Linked DNA regions of Mus musculus: region 1 is linked to region 2. Evidence: chromatin loops called from intact Hi-C (ENCODE). Cell type or tissue: left cerebral cortex. All regions are shown on one strand. Links, peaks and the distances in the headings refer to the core of each region. The heading gives the core; the rest is flanking DNA. Region 1 has its middle 210 kb from the start of Gm46962. Region 2 has its middle 74 kb from the start of Gm46962.

Region 1 (8,337 bases), core at 287-8,286, 130 kb before region 2:
TCCACTGTGTGTGTATGTATGTGTGTGTGTATTTGACTAGAGATTTTTCTTTCTGTTCTTGGTGTGGTTTTATTTTGCTTTCCTCTTATATTGTGGTATTTTGTTTTTGTTTTTTGAGTTTTTTTTTTTTTGAGAGAGAACTTAAAGAAGATTTAAAATTTAAAAATGTTTTAAATAATAAAAAAGATCCCTCCCCAGAGCAATTATCTGAATGGAGCTAACCTAACAGGAGCCCATAAACTCTGGACTCAGATAGCAAAATCTGAAAGACTCATGAAATAAAATGGCCTTTATGTGAAGTAGCATCTTTGAGGTCAACTTTGGGGACAAAGAGAGCCACATTTTGTCAAGGCCCATGCAACAGGAATGACAAACACCTTTAAAACCCACTGGCTACGTACGTGCGGAGAGAAGGGGGAAACTGAGCGGAGGGGGGGGGGGGAAGCAATGCTGGTTTCGGAAAGAACGAAGGAACTTTGGTAGCCCTGGCCGAACCACAAACGCAAGGCAAGCAGAACAGCAGCAGGTCTGACTGGAAGGGTGCTGGGAGAGACCCATCACACCTAAGGGGACAGCTATTGCTCTGGTGACTCCTCAAAAGCTACTCACAGAATCAGTCGGTGCCTCTGCCTCTGTCCTGCCCAGGCAGCTCTGCCGCAGAACAGGGATTGCTTCTCCAGCTGCCCCTGGACCATGTCACTGGGTAGAAGAGGAACGCTGTGAGACTGAACAAGGAACCAGCTCGTGACAGCTCAGAGCCCAGGAGTACCAAGTCACTGCAAAGCATCGGCACCGAGGATGAGTGTGGCGAGCACTGCAGCTCCCTTCCATACAACTTCAAGCTCCAGCGGGGCTATTTCTACCTTTTCTGTTGTGGACAATGTGGTATTTGGCCTGTTTGCTGGTCCTCTCCCTTGTCATTGGGCTCTATCATGCTTGTCGTGGCTGGGGACACCATACCGTTGGTGAACTGCTGATGGCAGACCGCAAAACGGGCTGTCTTCCTGTGGCACTGTCCTTGCTGGCCACCTTTCAGTCAGCCGTGGCCATCCTGGGAGCACCAGCTGAGATCTACCGATTTGAAACCCAGTATTGGTTCCTGGGGTGCTCCTACTTCCTGGGGCTCCTGATCCCTGCTCACATCTTCATCCCTGTCTTCTACCGTCTGCATCTGACCAGTGCCTATGAGTACCTAGAGCTCTGCTTCAATAAAGCAGTTCGGATCTGTGGGACTGTGACCTTCATCTTTCAGATGGTGATCTACATGGGAGTTGCTCTCTATGCACCATCCTTGGCCCTCAATGCAGTGACTGGATTTGATTTATGGCTGTCAGTGCTGGCCCTAGGAATTGTCTGCAACATCTACACTGCACTGGGTGGGCTAAAGGCTGTCATCTGGACAGATGTGTTCCAAACACTAGTCATGTTCCTCGGGCAGCTGGTAGTGATCATTGTAGGAGCAGCCAGAGTGGGTGGCTTGGGCCATGTATGGAATGTGACTTCCCAGCATGGCCTCATCTCTGGGATTAACCTGGATCCTGACCCCTTTGTGTGTCATAATTTCTGGCCTTTGGCCTTTGGAGGTGTCTTCATGATGCTCTCCTTGTATGGAGCGAATCAGGCTCAGGTGCAGCGCTACCTCAGTTCCCACTCGGAGAGAGCTGCTGTGCTCTCCTGCTATGCAGTGTTCCCTTGCCAGCAAGTGGCCCTCTGCATGAGCTGCCTCATTGGTCTGTTCATGTTTGCCTATTATAACATGTATAGCATGAGCACCGAGCTGAAGCAAGCAGCCCCTGACCAGTTAGTCCTCTATTTTGTGATGGACCTCCTGAAAGACATGCCAGGGCTGCCTGGGTTCTTCGTTGCCTGTCTCTTCAGTGGATCTCTCAGCACCATATCCTCTGCATTCAATTCACTGGCAACTGTCACAATGGAAGACCTGATCCAGCCCTGGTTCCCACAGTTGACTGAAACTCGGGCCATCATGCTTTCTCGAAGCCTTGCCTTTGCCTATGGGCTAGTTTGCCTGGGAATGGCCTATATTTCCTCTCATCTGGGATCAGTGCTCCAGGCAGCACTCAGTATCTTTGGCGTGGTTGGAGGGCCACTGCTGGGACTCTTCTGCCTTGGAATGTTCTTTCCATGTGCCAACCCTCTTGGTGCCATTGTAGGCCTGTTGACGGGACTCACCATGGCCTTCTAGATCGGCATTGGGAGCATAGTAAGCAGGATGAGTTCTGCTGTGGCATCCCCTCCCTTTAATGGATCCAGCTCCTTCCTGCCTGGCAATCTAACTGTCTCCACTGTGACCACCGTGATGCCTTCTACCCTGTCCAAGCCCACAGGACTGTAGCACTTCTATTCCGTGTCCTATTTATGGTACAGCGCGCACAACTCCACCACAGTCATTGTAGTGGGCCTGATTGTCAGTCTGCTCACTGGGGGAATGCGGGGCCGGTCCCTGAACCCCGGCACCATTTACCCTGTGCTGCCAAAGCTCCTAGCACTCCTGCCCCTATCCTGCCAGAAGCGGCTTTGCTCGAGAAGCCACAGCCAGGATATCCCTGTGATCCCCAACCTGTTTCCAGAGAAGATGAGGAATGGAGTGCTGCAGGACGGCACAGACAAAGCGAGGATGGCTGAAGATGGCCTTGTCTACCAGCCGTGCAGCCCTACCTACGTTGTCCAGGAGACCCTGTGACCTGGGACGTGAACTCTGCCCTCACTGCAGAGCAGCAGCCGGAGGCTATTTTGTAGTGCAGAGATGACTCACTCCATGTGTTCTACAGCGCTGAGGTGGATGACCTGGCCTACAAGCAAAGGACCTTGAGCTTTAAAGTCTCACCTCCATGGAAGCGGGTGCATGCAAGGGCGAGACAGTTTTTCCTCATCCCTTGCCAAGCTTCTCTTAGGATCGGGTTTGCAGGGTATAGAATCACATCACATGTGGGAAAATAAATGAATACACTAAAAAAAAAAAAAAAAAAAAACCCACTGGCTAGCACAACTGTGGTGTGTGTGCCTCAGAAAGGCAGAGCTCTGAGGATTACATCAAGGACTACATGTCCTAAGCACTTCATGCTCTTATGGAGCTTTGCGACTTGTCTATCCAGTCTTCACATCCTTCCTAATCAATGAGTTGTATGAAAACTCTAAGGGGACTTCCAGCCTGTCACTGGGCATTGTCCTTGGCACTTTCTATAAAACTGCTTAATTGTTTTCAAGCATCACTGCTGGAACAGATTAATGATTCACTCACCTCCCTAGGAAAGAACATAGAGATGTAGATTGTTAGCAATAAGACCATCAACACTAGAAAGAATTTGGAGAAGAAGATTGTTAGTAAAGTTAGGTTAAGGTTAAGGTTTTGGGTTTTTTTTTTTTTTTTTGTTATGCCTCTGATGTATAAGATGTTAGGGAACAATATAAAGGTCAGAAAGACACACTCTTAAGAATTGAGCTAGGGATTTTTTTTTTTTTTTTTGAGATTTTTGAGAACAAAGGCAGCCCTAATAGCACTGGCTGATGTAACTCTCTTGCCAAAGCTGGCAATATTCAAGGTAATAATTAATTTCTTGTACCCATCTTTGTCCTAAGGTTCCGGAAGTGACTTAATAAAAAAAATGTTAATGAATTGATGTGCACCCTGAGGATTTAGAGTAGAAATGACTGGTTTTCTTTTTAAATTTTAACTTTATTTTTATTTATTCACTTTATATTCCACTCACTGCCCCTTCCCAGTATCCCCCTCCCACATTCCTTCCCCCATCCTCCCTCCTCTTCTCCTCTGAGCAGGTCTCTTACCCCACACTGGCGCTTCAAGTCTCTGTGAGGCTAAGTGCTTCTTCTCCCACTGAGGCCAGACAAGGCAGCCTAGTTAGGAGAACATATCCCACATATAGGGAACAGCTTTTGTAATAGCCCAAGTTCCTGTTGTTTGGTATCCACATGAAGTCTAAGCTGCACATCTGCTACACATGAGCAAAGAGGCCTACGTCAAGTCCATGTGGCAAGAAGTGCCCACTGGTGCAATAGTGGCATGACTGTTATTGGAGACAACAACTATTTTCTGATTGAAGAAGTGATTTCATTCTAGGTTCTGCAGACATGGCCAAAACCTATGGCTAAGGAAGTCATAGACTCTAGGGAAAAAATTACTTTAGATGTTTTTACTATATGGTCATGTTATCAAACTGCCTTCTAAATATTTCTGTTTATACCCATAGATCAGTGCTGTTCTTAACCTTAGTCAGAGAAGCTTCTTTTTACAGACAGCAGTAAGATGCCTTGCTCTTGACAGTCATCAGGAGTGTGGATCATGGGCTTCCACATAGTTTCTGGTGATACCACAGATGATGAACATGGCATCTGGCTGGAGTTGGCCCATTGACCCACACATATTCCTCAGCAAAAGGCCTGATCAAAGACATCAGTGTGGCCCTAAGTAGCAGGCAGGCCACTCAGATTGATATGGCCCCTGGCAGCAACACAGCCCACAGACATTGTCCTGGATTCAGGCTGTAGCACAGACCATGGATATCTACACAGCCTTTGGTGATAACATGCGTCATGGTCATCAACACAGATCCTGGCTGCCCTAGGACCACAGATACAGATATTGCTCCCTGTGGCAGCACAACACAGACATCACCATAGCCCCAGTGGGCATCCCAGGCCACTCAAATTGGTATGCCTCACAGCAGAAACATGGCCAATGGACATCAACATGGTTTCAGGCATCAGTACAGGCTAAGAACATCTTCCCAGCTTTGGGTGGTAGCAGGGACCATTGACACCAACACAGACCCTGACTGCCCCAGGACATTAGACTCAGGCATATCCCTCAGCAGCAGCTCAGATCCAGACATCACCATGACCTCAGGTAGGCAAGAGTCCTGCAGAGAAGTATGGCCCCTAGTGACAGGAAAGCAACATATATCAACATGGCCTTAGGGTGTGGGACACATAGACAACTGGGTAGTGTTTGGTGACAACACAGGCCTTGGACATCAACTTGGTTCCTGGCTGCATCATGACCACTGATCCACACATGGCCTTCTGTGGCATTATCGACCACAGTGGTCCTTCCAGGATGTCTATTCCAGGAAGTGAGCCATTTCTCATCTCTGGTCTCTGTCATTGCCTAGGCAGCTTTGCCATCACTTGTGCTCCTAAACGTCTACCCGGGCCATATGTATCATTTTTATAGCTTGCCTTGTGGCAGAGATACCAGAGATTTACAAATAAACCCCTGTGCTCTAAATGGCAGAAAAAAAAAAAGAAAGTTAGTATTCATGTGTTGGCAATTGGCAATTTCTTCATCTGTGTTAGTGTGGTTATTCCCCTTCTAGAGATTGATCAACATGAGCATTTCCATGTCTTTGGTCTCAAAGGCTGTGTTAGGATTCTTGCGTCACGGTATTATATTTTTCCATCAGATTCTGAATTTCATTGTGGACTTCTGCAGCAATGAACTTCATTGACTTTCTTAAAAAGATAGTATTTTATTTCAATTGATGCCCCCTACTCCATTTAAGGTATCAGATAAAAATTCAGTTCTAATCTCACGTCTACTATTTAACTTCTCAAAATGAGTTGGTTCCCTCTTAATATCTTGAAACTATTAGTTTTCCAGATCCCTGGTAAGAACCAAGAGAGATGAGGAAGGAAAATAAGTAAGTGGGTTGGTGACCCCTGAGATCATGCTTTTTCCCCTGTATTCAGTCCATACATGATACGTGCAGGATTTCTCCTACTGTGTGTCTCCATCTCTATACAGGAGGTTGTGATTTGACCTGCAGAAGATGGGCAGATCTTGGAAATGTTCATAACAGTTTAATGTTCTCTCACATAGGTGAGAAATGATAAGGGCTGGAGGTGGGGCAAAGATGAAGAGATTGAAGGGAGCATTGGCTTATACAGTTCAGAAGAACTAGTAAAAAGTAAATGTATCTATGATATAACAAAGAGGAAACAAAACAAGAAGGGATCCCTCTAGCTTTCTAGTTTGGACAGTGCCATATTTTGCTTTCCATCACTGTGATAGAAAATCATGACCAAAAGCAAATTGGGGGGGGGGGAGATTTATTTAGGTTACAAGTCTTGATCAAAATCCATTATTCAGGGAAGTCAGGGCAGGAACTTCAGCAAGAGCAGAGGCAGGAGCTATGAAGATAAGATACCGGCTTGCTCTCCATGGCTTGCTCAGAATGCTGACTTCTATCCCTCAGGACTACCATGATGTAATGACCCCACCCATGGTGTCCTAGACCCTCCCACAACAATCATTAATTTAAAAATACCCCTACAGAGTTGTGTACGTATAATCTTATAGAAGCTAGACCTCAGTTAAGGTTCTTTTTCCCCAGCTATGTTAAGTTGACAAAAAAATGGTAAACATTATAGTGCATAGAGTAACTGTGCTCCTAAATATAACATACAAGTCCAATGTAAAGTCAACAGGCATGGCTCACACTCACTGAACTCATCTCCAATGTAGTAACAACCAGCAATGAGAACCTTAGAGAATTTTCTATTCATCTTTGTTGAGCTTCTTATCAACTAGTTATATTTCCTGATTTCCTGTGGTAAAGTATAATTTTTTTTCCTCCTGTCTACATCAAAGTTCTTCTTTCAATAGACAAACTAACATGAAAGCTGTTTCTATTACTCTGGGGAACACAGCAGCTAAGCAATGGTTTTCTAATTCCTGAGTTATGACTTTAAACCACGTTATTAGAATGCAACATCATGAGGAAGAAAACCAACAGGGAAAGGTCTGTCCCAAAGAGACAGGCTGAGAGAAGTTGGAAAGTGATTGTGAGCTGGAGAAGGAGATGCCTCAGTGTCCAAAGGAGACTAGAGGAAGATGGGTGAGGGAGGGAGAGAAAGGGGATAGAGAGAAAGAGAATGACCAATCCATCCTGCTTTTTTTTTTAATTTGATCCAATGCCTTTTAAGTCTTTTCCTTGCAAACATTGAGGATCACAGAGGGGACTAGGCAGATGAGATGATTCCATGTAGCAGTCTGTGTTGGTGCCAGTATGTTGTTTTTTACTGTCTGCACAGACTTCCAAGCTGTTTATTTCAGAGGAGTCCCGGAGTCCAGGGCAGGTTGGGGAAGCAGGCCCATGGGGAGTTATTGTTCAAAACTCAATCACTGTGGAAGGGCCCTTCATTGTTTGAAGATAGTGATAAAGTGCAAAGTCCTCAGGTTGAAGGTCTTCAATAGTGAGGGTGAATTCTGTTGCAGATTCACTGTTAAAGAAACTGGTGGAGACTCCATCAGTCCTGACTGAAGCATGGTAAATAAGGTCTTTGAAGGTCTGCCTGGTCTTTGCTGGTACCAGGATAGTTAGTGATTTCCATCTGTGTAGTGCAGGCTCTGACTGGCCCTGCAGGTAATGGAGACTCTCTCTCCTGGAGAAACCCAAAGGGATACTACTTGCTGGGTGAGCATGATCTGCCCATTGGAAGCTGTAACCAGAGACATGGGGGGATCAGAGAGGCTGTGAGATGTGGAACAGAGGTTCCCAGTATTAGGAGGCCAGGCATGTCAGATCTGTGCTGGGGATGGCTTTTACTCCTTAGCACTCTCCAAAGCATCTTCAAGGAAAAAGTTCTCCTCTTCTATTATCTTACCTGTAAAACATAGGAGGAGAAGGATGAGGTAGAATGAGGGTGTCACCATCTTGCTTCCTCTCAAGATTCTGAGGATGTTCTGAATCAACAAAGAGCTTTATTTATAATCCGTGATCACATGAAGTGGGCAGTGAGAGATATTAAAGCAAACCCAGAGGAGGATGAAGGCTAAGTAAGCAGTAAGGAGGGCTGTGGTAACACGTGCTGCCAACACTACCACAATCTCCCAACTACTGCCTGCCTTTATCCTTGAGGATTTCCTCTGATAGTGTCTTAGATGCTATGCTTATCATGTGACACCCATGGACACCTTCCTGGTAAAGAGCAGTCAAGTGCCAAGTGAGACTGCTTCATGAATTAATACTTCTGCTGTGTGGGGCTATCAGTTGCTTCTCAGCTGCAAAAGTGACTGGAGTATAATGTCCAAGGCTGCTTTGTGTGAAGTTTCAGACAAGGCTCAGATGCTTCGGTGACTGTGCAGCACTGACCCTGCTATTCTGGGATGCTTTGTTCATCTTTTACCTTGGGATGTTGCTAAGCTGTGACCCAGGAAGAATTAATCTAACAACCCAGGAAGCTGGCTAATCTTTCTCAGTTTATCTCTGGGATGAGTTTAGCCCTTGATCAGCAAAGTTTTTTCATTAAATAAGGAGAAATAGTGAAATGGAATCAGACAAAGTTGTCAGCATTTCCCCC
Region 2 (8,337 bases), core at 71-8,070:
CCAGTCTCCCAATTTAAAGTCCTTTTCTACTTGCTCAAAGTGAAAATCACACTTACTACATTCTGAAGGGTTTACTTTGCCTTGAGATTAAATTTTCACTGTTCCCAGGATTAAATTAGTGTCTCTCCAGTATTCTACAGAATGAGTTCTGAGCTTCTCTTTTCATCTCTGCCCCATGTTTAGCCTTCTAACAGAAGCCCACCTATTTAAGGTACTGTTCTTTGCCCTCAGTATGAGTGGCTTTGCAGATGGGAGATACTAAACAAATTTAGCCCCAATTTTCTCTTGCTTTTCATTTCCCCTTTACTATGTCCATCCTTATTTTTTTACTGCATGTTTTCTTACTGTGTTTCTTTTGTTGTTTTGGTTTTCTTAGCATTCAATCTGAAATAGCTCACCTAAAGTTTCTGCAAAAACTAATTGATTTAAATATGTCTTGGATTTTAGCTCAATGTTGTTATTAGAGGATGTAATGTATTTCTGTGGACAACCTTTAAGCTAGTATCTTTCAGTGATCACACAAACTCTCTATGATTGTGGATTGACAGCAGCCATTCTCATACACACTGCCAGGCTAACCCATCTGCTCAGAATTTATAAACCAATGTGAACTGAGCATCAATGGACAGGCAGGTGGAGCAAGATGGATTCACAGGCCCGGGTCCTCATGTTGCTGCTGCTATGGGTATCTGGTGAGAAATTTAAAAGTATTATCATTTCAGAGTTACATCTTTTTACATAAGAAATTTGCAATGAGTGTAAGTGTGTAATATTTCTTCCACAATAATACTCTGACAATATGACATTACAAGGACCTTTGACAAATTTCAATTGTTACTATAATCTATGCTTGTGAATGTATGCATGTTCACTGTCTATTCATTATTTCAGGTACCTGTGGGGACATTGTAATGTCTCAGTCTCCATCCTCCCTGACTATGTCAGCAGGAAAGAAGGTCACTATGAGCTGCAAGTCCAGCCAGAGCCTTTTAGCTAGTGGCAACCAAAAGAACTACTTGGCCTGGTACCAGCAAAAACCAGGATAGTCTCCTAACCTGGTGATCTACTATGCATCCACTAGAGTACCTGATCTGTGGTACCTGATCGCTTTATAGGCAATGGATTTAGGACAGATTTCACTCTGACCATCAGAAGTGTGCTGGCTGAAGACCTGACAGTTTATTACTGTCAACATTTTAGCTTTCCTACCACAGTGCTTCACCTCCTACACAGACCTCCTTGAGAGCCTCACCAGCGGCCTGCCCCACATACAGCCTTGGGCCTGCACATTTCCTTCTTCTACATGAGGAGCTGCATGCCTGAAACACTCATGAAAACATTAGCAGACCCCAGCAAAAATAATGGATTCAATGTCTTTTGGCATGAAAAACCTCTGGATGAAAACATTTAAGAAGCAGCTCAGTATTATCTTTCTTTTTTAAAAAAAATTTATTAGGTATTTTCCTCATTTACATTTCGAATGCTATCCCAAAAGTTTCCCCATACCCTCCCCCCAACTTGATCAACATGGGCATTTCCATGTCTTTGGTCTCAAATGCTGTGTTAGGATTCTTGGGTCATGGAATTGTATTTTTTCCATCAGATTCTGACTTTCATTGTGGACTCCTGCAGCAGTGAACTTCATTGACTTTCTTAATAAGATAGTATTTTATTTCAATAGATGCCCCCTACTCCATTTAAGTTATCAGATAAAAATTCAGTTCTAATCTCACGTCTACTGTTTAACTTCTCAAAATGAGTTGGTTCCCTCTTAATATCTTGAAACTATTAGTTTTCCAGATCCCTGGTAAGAACCAAGAGAGATGAGGAAGGAAAACAGGTAAATGGGTGGTGACCCCTGAGATCATGCTTTTTTCCCTGTATTCAGTCCATATATGATATGTGCAGGATTTCTCCTACTGTGTGTCTCCATCTCTATACAGGAGGTTGTGATTTGACCTTCAGAAGATGGGCAGTTTTTGGAAATGTTCACACAATTTTATGTTCTATGTGAGAGATGATAAGGGCTTGATGTGGGGCAAGGATGAAGAGATTGAAGGGAGCATTGGCTTATACAGTTCAGAAGAACTAGTAAAAAGTAAATGTATCTATGAGATAACAAGGAAGAAACAAAACAAGAAGGGATCCCTCTAGCTTTCTAGTTTGGACAGTCCATATTTTGCTTTCCTTCACTGTGATGGAAAATCATGACCAAAGTAAATTGAGGAGGAGAAGATTTATTTAGCTCACAAGTCTTGATTGAAATCCATTATTCAGGGAAGTCAGGGAAGGAACTTCAGCAATAGCAGAGGCAGGAGCTATGAAGATAAGATATTGGCTTGCTCTCCATTGCTTGCTCAGCTTGCTTACTTCTATCCCTCAGGACTACCATGATGTAAGACGCCACCCATAGTGTCCTGGACCCTCCCACAACAATCATTAATTTAAAAATACCCCTACAGACTTGTGTACATATAATCTTATAAAAGCTATACCTCATTTAAGGTTCTTTCTCCCCAGCTATGTTAAGGTGACAAAGAAAATGCTAAACATTACAGAGCATAAAGTAACTGTGCTCCTAAAAAGAATATACAAGTCCAGTGTAAAGTCAACAGGCATGGTCACACTCACTGAACTCATCTCCAATGTAGTAACAACCAGCAATGAGAACCTTAGAGAGTTTTCTATTGACTTTGTTGAGCTTCTTATCTACCAGTTATAATTCCTGATTTTCCTGTGGTAAAGTATAATTTTTTTCCTCCTGTCTACATCAAAGTCCTTCTCTCAATAGACAAACTAACATGAAAGACAGTTTCTATTACTGTGGGGAACACAGCAGCTAAGCAATGGTTTTCTAATTCCTGAGTTATGGCTTTAAACCATGTTATTAGGATGCAACATCATGAGGAAGAAAACCCACAGGGAAAGGTCTGTCCCCATGAGACATGCTGAGAGAATTTGGAAAGTGATTGTGAGCTGGAGAAGGAGATGCCTCAGTGTCCAAAGGAGACTAGAGGAAGATAGGTGGGGGAGGGAGAGAAAGGGGGTAGAGAGAAAGAGAATAAATATGAACCAATCCATCCTGCTTTATTTTCTGCTTTTTCAGATTTGATCCAATGCCTTTTAAGTCTTTTCCTTGCAAACATTGAAGATCACAGAGGGGACTAGGCAGATGAGATGATTCCATATAGCAGTGTGTTGGTGCCAATAAGTTGTTTTTTGCTGTCTGCACAGACTCCCCAGCTGTTTATTTCAGAGGAGTCCCAGAGTCCAGGGCAGTTTGGGAAAGCAGGCCCATGGGGAGTTATTGTCCAAAATTCAATCACTGTGGAAGGGCCCTTCATTGTTTGAAGATAGTGATAAAGTGCAAAGTCCTCAGGTTGAAGGTCTTCAATAGTGAGGGTGAATTCTGTTGCAGATTCACTGTTAAAGAAACTGGTGGGGACTCCATCAGTCCTGACTGAAGCATGGTAAATAAGGGCTTTGAAGGTCTGCCTGGTCTTTCCTGGTACCAGGATAGGTAGTGATTTCCATCTGTGTAGTGCAGGCTCTGACTGGCCCTGCAGGTAATGGAGACTCTTTCTCCTGGAAAAAACCAAAGGGACTCTGTTTGCTGGATGAGCGTGATCTGCCCATTGGAAGCTGTAACCAGAGACACGGGGGGATCAGAGAGGCTGTGAGATGTGGAACAGAGGTTCCCAGTATTAGGAGGCCAGGCATGCCAGATCTGTGCTGCAGATGGGTTTTACTCTTTAGCACTCTCCAAAGCATCTTCAAGGAAAAAGTTCTCCTCTTCTATTATCTTACGTGTCAAACATAGGAGGAGAAGGATGAGGTAGAGTGAGGGTGTCACCATCTTGCTTCCTCTGAAGATTCTGAGGATGTTCTGACTCAACAAGAAGCTTTATTTATAATCCGTGATCACATGAAGTGGGCAGTGAGAGAAATTAAAGCAAACCCAGATGAGGATGAAGGCTAAGTAAGCAGTAAGGAGGGTTGTGGTAACACATGCTGCTGACACTAACACACTCTCCCAACTACTGCCTGCCTTTATCCTTGAGGATTTCCTCTGCTAGTGTCTCAGATGCTATGCTTATCCTGTGACAGCCATGGCCACCTCCATGGTAAAGAGCAGTTAAGTGCCAAGTGAGAGTGCTTCATGAATTAGTACTTCTGCAGTGTTTGGCTATCAGTTGCCTCTCAGCTGAAACAGTGACTGGAGTATAATGCCCAAGGCTGCTTTGTGCGAAGTCTCAGACAAGGCTCAGATGCTTCTGTGACTGTGTGGCACTGACCCTGCTATTCTGGCATGCTTTGTTCTTCCTTTACCTGGGGATGTTGCTAAGCTGTGACCCAGGAAGAATTGATATAACACCCAGGAAGCTGGCTAATCTTTCTCAGTTTATCCCTGGATGAGTTAAACCCTTGATCAGTAAATCGCCAGCCATGGTGGCGCACACCTTTAATCCCAGCACTCAGGAGGCAGAGGCAGGCAGATTTCTGAGTTCTATGCCAGCCTGGTCGACAAAGTGAGTTCCAGGACAGCCAGGGCTATAAAGAGAAAACCTGTCTCATAAAACCAAAAAAAAAAAAAAAAAAAAAAAAAAAAAAAAAAAAAAAAAAAAAAAGAAGAAGAAGAAATAGTGAAATGGAAAAATGGAATCAGACAAAATTTTCAGCATTTCCCCCCCCAGGGGGATGCATTTTCACTTGAGCAGTTATTTCTTTTTTATTAGGTGAATTAGCAAATCCCATAGCATTTCAAAGAACTCTCAAATAATGTTACATAGATGTTTCCTGACACTCTGGTCTCTTTACTTAGTAATGTTAGCTTGCTGAGGGAAGCGTACTCTCAACTCTGTCTTTCTGCATTTGTGGGTACCATGGTTTGTGTGAGGAGGAGGATGATTAGATAGACATCTCTCTCTTTTATGGATTCAACTTCTAAATTCTCCTCCTAGTATGAGAAAGTGTTTGTTTGTGTCTGTACTAGGTGTTGCTGCCTCTTCCAAGGTCATTGTCTCTTGGCACTCAACTCCCACCTTGCAGAGCAAGACCCAGCCAAGTGAAACATCAGCTTTAGTTTTACAAATCAGAATCAGGTATGAAGTCCTCATTGATGCAAAACCACAACTCTCATCTCAAAGGGGATATAAGAGATAGTTTATCCTAGAGTCACATATGAATGGTGCTCTGTCCCTGGAAAAGAGATTCAAGTTTCCTCAAACATCATATTTAGTTTCATCATATTCAACCTGGCATCAGTTTTATGAAGTTTTTATAGTACTTGAACAACAAAAGTCATAAATCAACACAGTTTTCAAAAAAAATGGTGAAAACATGAGATAGACATTTTTTCTGAAAATGAGGGGAGCCTCTGAGGGTTAAGATCAGGAGAAAGTTTGCCAGAATAACTCAAGCACATCCAAAGGAATTTTAAGTCCCATTTTTTGACTCATTCCATCCTAGTCTTTCTGAAGTCTCTGTGGATGCTCTATGTGACATTGCTTCAGGACACTTTAGTCACTCAAAATTAACCAAGCAATAATACATCTTACGTTATTATTCTGTTACAAAACCACTTGGTTTTTTGTTTTTGTTTTTTGTTTTTTTTTTTTTTTTAAGTAAAAGGAGATGGCCTGAAACAGAGCTTAGGGGGGAAGTTACACCCACTAAATAGCCTTTAAGTCAAATCTGTAAATTGCCTAAAAAGGTGGATAGGGTTGAGCATGAACTGCAGATGAATGCTGGGAATGTAAACAAATGGATGAAGTTGCTTTACTGTGAGTAAAGCAGGATCTTCCTATCCTCTAGTCCTAAAGCTAATGCTGGGTCAGCCTGACAGCCTCAGATTGAAGAGTCATTCCTTGTGACCTATTCAGAGTGGGGAATATCCAGTTCTCTACATCACCTTGTCCCTGGAAGCTAGAAATGAAGAACCCAAATTGTTGTCTCCCAAGTCACAGTACTTGGAGTAGTTTAATAGTTAGTTTGATTAACATCCTATGCACAACTTTTAATACCAACAGTTCTTGGAGGTTAATAGTATGGAGAATCAATTGTAATTTAAAAGATGTGGTGGTTTGAATCATTGGGAAATCCCCCCATGGACTCATGAATTTGAACACTTGGGGAGGTTATGGAGGAAGTAGGTTACTATTGCTGTTTTTTGAGTGTTCATACTCTCAGCTCACCTCCACATCATGCTTTGCTTCCAGTGTGTAGAGGTTGAGATGTGATCTCTCACCTTCCTGCTCAGGTTTCCTATCATTTTGCTGTTCCTGCCATTGTGACCTTCTAGCCCCCATGGAATTGTAAGCCAAAAAGAGTTGCTTTTGATTGTGGTATTTTATCATAGAACCAGCAAAGTAACTATTACACTAAACACTTTACTAAATATATTCAAAGCCAAACATACAACAGTCATTAAAACAAACAAAGAAACAAACAAACCCCAAGTCAGACCTGTTTAAATAGTGTCTGTTGGTGGTCAGTCTTGTGATGCTGTGATTTCATATGCTATTCAAATGCTAAATACTGCCCCCACCAAGACCTGGTTGTTCCCAACAAGCAGATCTTTGTATATAGCAAGTGATACTATGTAAACTTTGTTTCCCAATGTAAAGTTATTGGTTAAAATAAAAAGACTACAGCCAATTACTGGGGAGAATAGAAGAGGTGGAACTACAGTTACCAGGCTGGGGAGGGGGGGCGTCACAGATAGGTACTATAAGTAGGAAGGAGAGTGAAGAAGAGTGAAAGAGAGTGAAGGAGGAAGAAGATGGAGAGAACAGGAGGTTTCCATTAGATGTGATGGACCAGCAGCATGTGCCTGAGTCTATCAGGATAGACTGCTGGAGCAAAGGCAACCTGGGTAAGATTCAAACAGCAAGTGTTTGGGGAGCATAGCTGGGAATTAATAGTCTAGTGAATAAAAATTAGATTAGGGATTCTCTTAGTTTGAGTTTTACTGCTGTGAACAGACACCATGACCAAGAAAATTCTTATAAAGACAACCTTAATTGGGCTCGCTTACAAGTCCAGAGGTTCACTCCATTATCATCAAGGTGGGAACATGGCAATGCCCAGTCAGGCATAATGTTGGAACAGCTGAGAGTCCAACATCTTGTTCTGAAGGTAAAGAGAAGAAGACTAGTATCCTCAGGCAACTCTGATGAGAGTCTTATATCCCATGCCCAGTGTCACAAGCTTCCTCTAACAAGGCCACACCTACTCCAACAAGACCACACTTCCAAATAGTGGCCCACTCCCTAGGCCAAGCATATTCAAACCACCACCATGGTAATTTTTAGTAATTGTGCAAGAGCTGATTAAATAATCCATGGACTCTGACTTGGTTATTGGGGGAAGGCTGACCAGAAAATGTTAATAGCCAATACACATTATTAACATCCATTTACATGTGGTGTACCTTATGCTGGGCATAGAACCCAAAGTAACCTGAGAGAAATTACTGAGAATAGGCAATAACCCTCCCCCTAAAACAATACAGCTTCTAGCTCTGTCATTTTAACACAAAGAGGATAAAAATGCAGTGCAAAAAAAGTCTTCTAACAACTACATGTGGCCATTAGCCAAAAAGACATGGCGACTGTGGAAGACCCCTGCCTTATTAATTTCCATTATCATCTTCATATTGTTGGTTTTAAGCTTTTCTTTTTGTGTGCTACAGATATATTGGAATATTTATGGCCTGTTGTGGTCAGACATCTGGGTTCTGGAGAAGACATATTGCCCTGTATATTATTGATTATGTTCTAAAGCTAGTATCTAGGCATCTGGGTTTGGGGACTATAGATCTAGTTACTGATTTCTTGGTTTGTCTTTGCTCAGTATTTTTCTTTTTTTAATTCTCCTTGGTTTCTGTTTCCTCTCTGGATTTTCAGAGAGCTTATTGCCTGTTTCACTGAACACTTTGTTGGTGTGTTCAGAGGAATGTTTGCTGATGTTGGAAATAGGAGTAGGAGGTTGGGGGAGGGGGGGTGTAGTCTGTTGTAGTGCTAGAGACAATCCTGAGAATTGGGTCTGGGGTAACAGAGAGAGTGGAGTATGCCCACAGGCAGTTGTTTATTTGGCCACTATGGCCTGTTGTTGAGTAGGGATTTTCTGTCTATGTTGGGGCCTATTACAGAGCCACAAGGGTGGGAGTGGAGGCAGAAGGTGATGGTTTGTGAAATACACAGGAGGCATGGGCTGGAGGTAGGGAGGGAGGGAAGGAGGGAGGGAAGGAGGGAGGGAGGGAGGGAGGGAGGGAGGGAGGGAGGGAGGGAGGGCTGCAGCTTATGTTCTATTGCAGAGCTTGGGGTGATTCTGAGA

What was found. Hi-C counts contacts between places; a loop is a spot of excess contacts. Peaks named below come from ENCODE experiments on the same cell type or tissue, not always from the same donor. Only the 100,000 strongest peaks of a DNase experiment are listed, where the experiment ranks them.
Region 1: a loop joins it to region 2, with 8 times the contacts of the local background. A loop is called at or near these places in 13 of 42 quality-filtered maps.

What each region holds. Positions count from the first base shown.
Region 1 is chr6:70,423,287-70,431,623 of GRCm38, reverse strand. It overlaps Igk and the pseudogene Gm6157. Among named protein-coding and RNA genes, the nearest start is that of Gm46962, 210 kb to the right of the region's middle. In left cerebral cortex, for the core only: no CTCF peak of the experiment used is centred there; no DNase peak of the experiment used is centred there.
Region 2 is chr6:70,290,426-70,298,762 of GRCm38, reverse strand. It overlaps Igk and the pseudogene Igkv8-22. Among named protein-coding and RNA genes, the nearest start is that of Gm46962, 74 kb to the right of the region's middle. In left cerebral cortex, for the core only: no CTCF peak of the experiment used is centred there; a DNase peak (open chromatin) is centred at 3,970.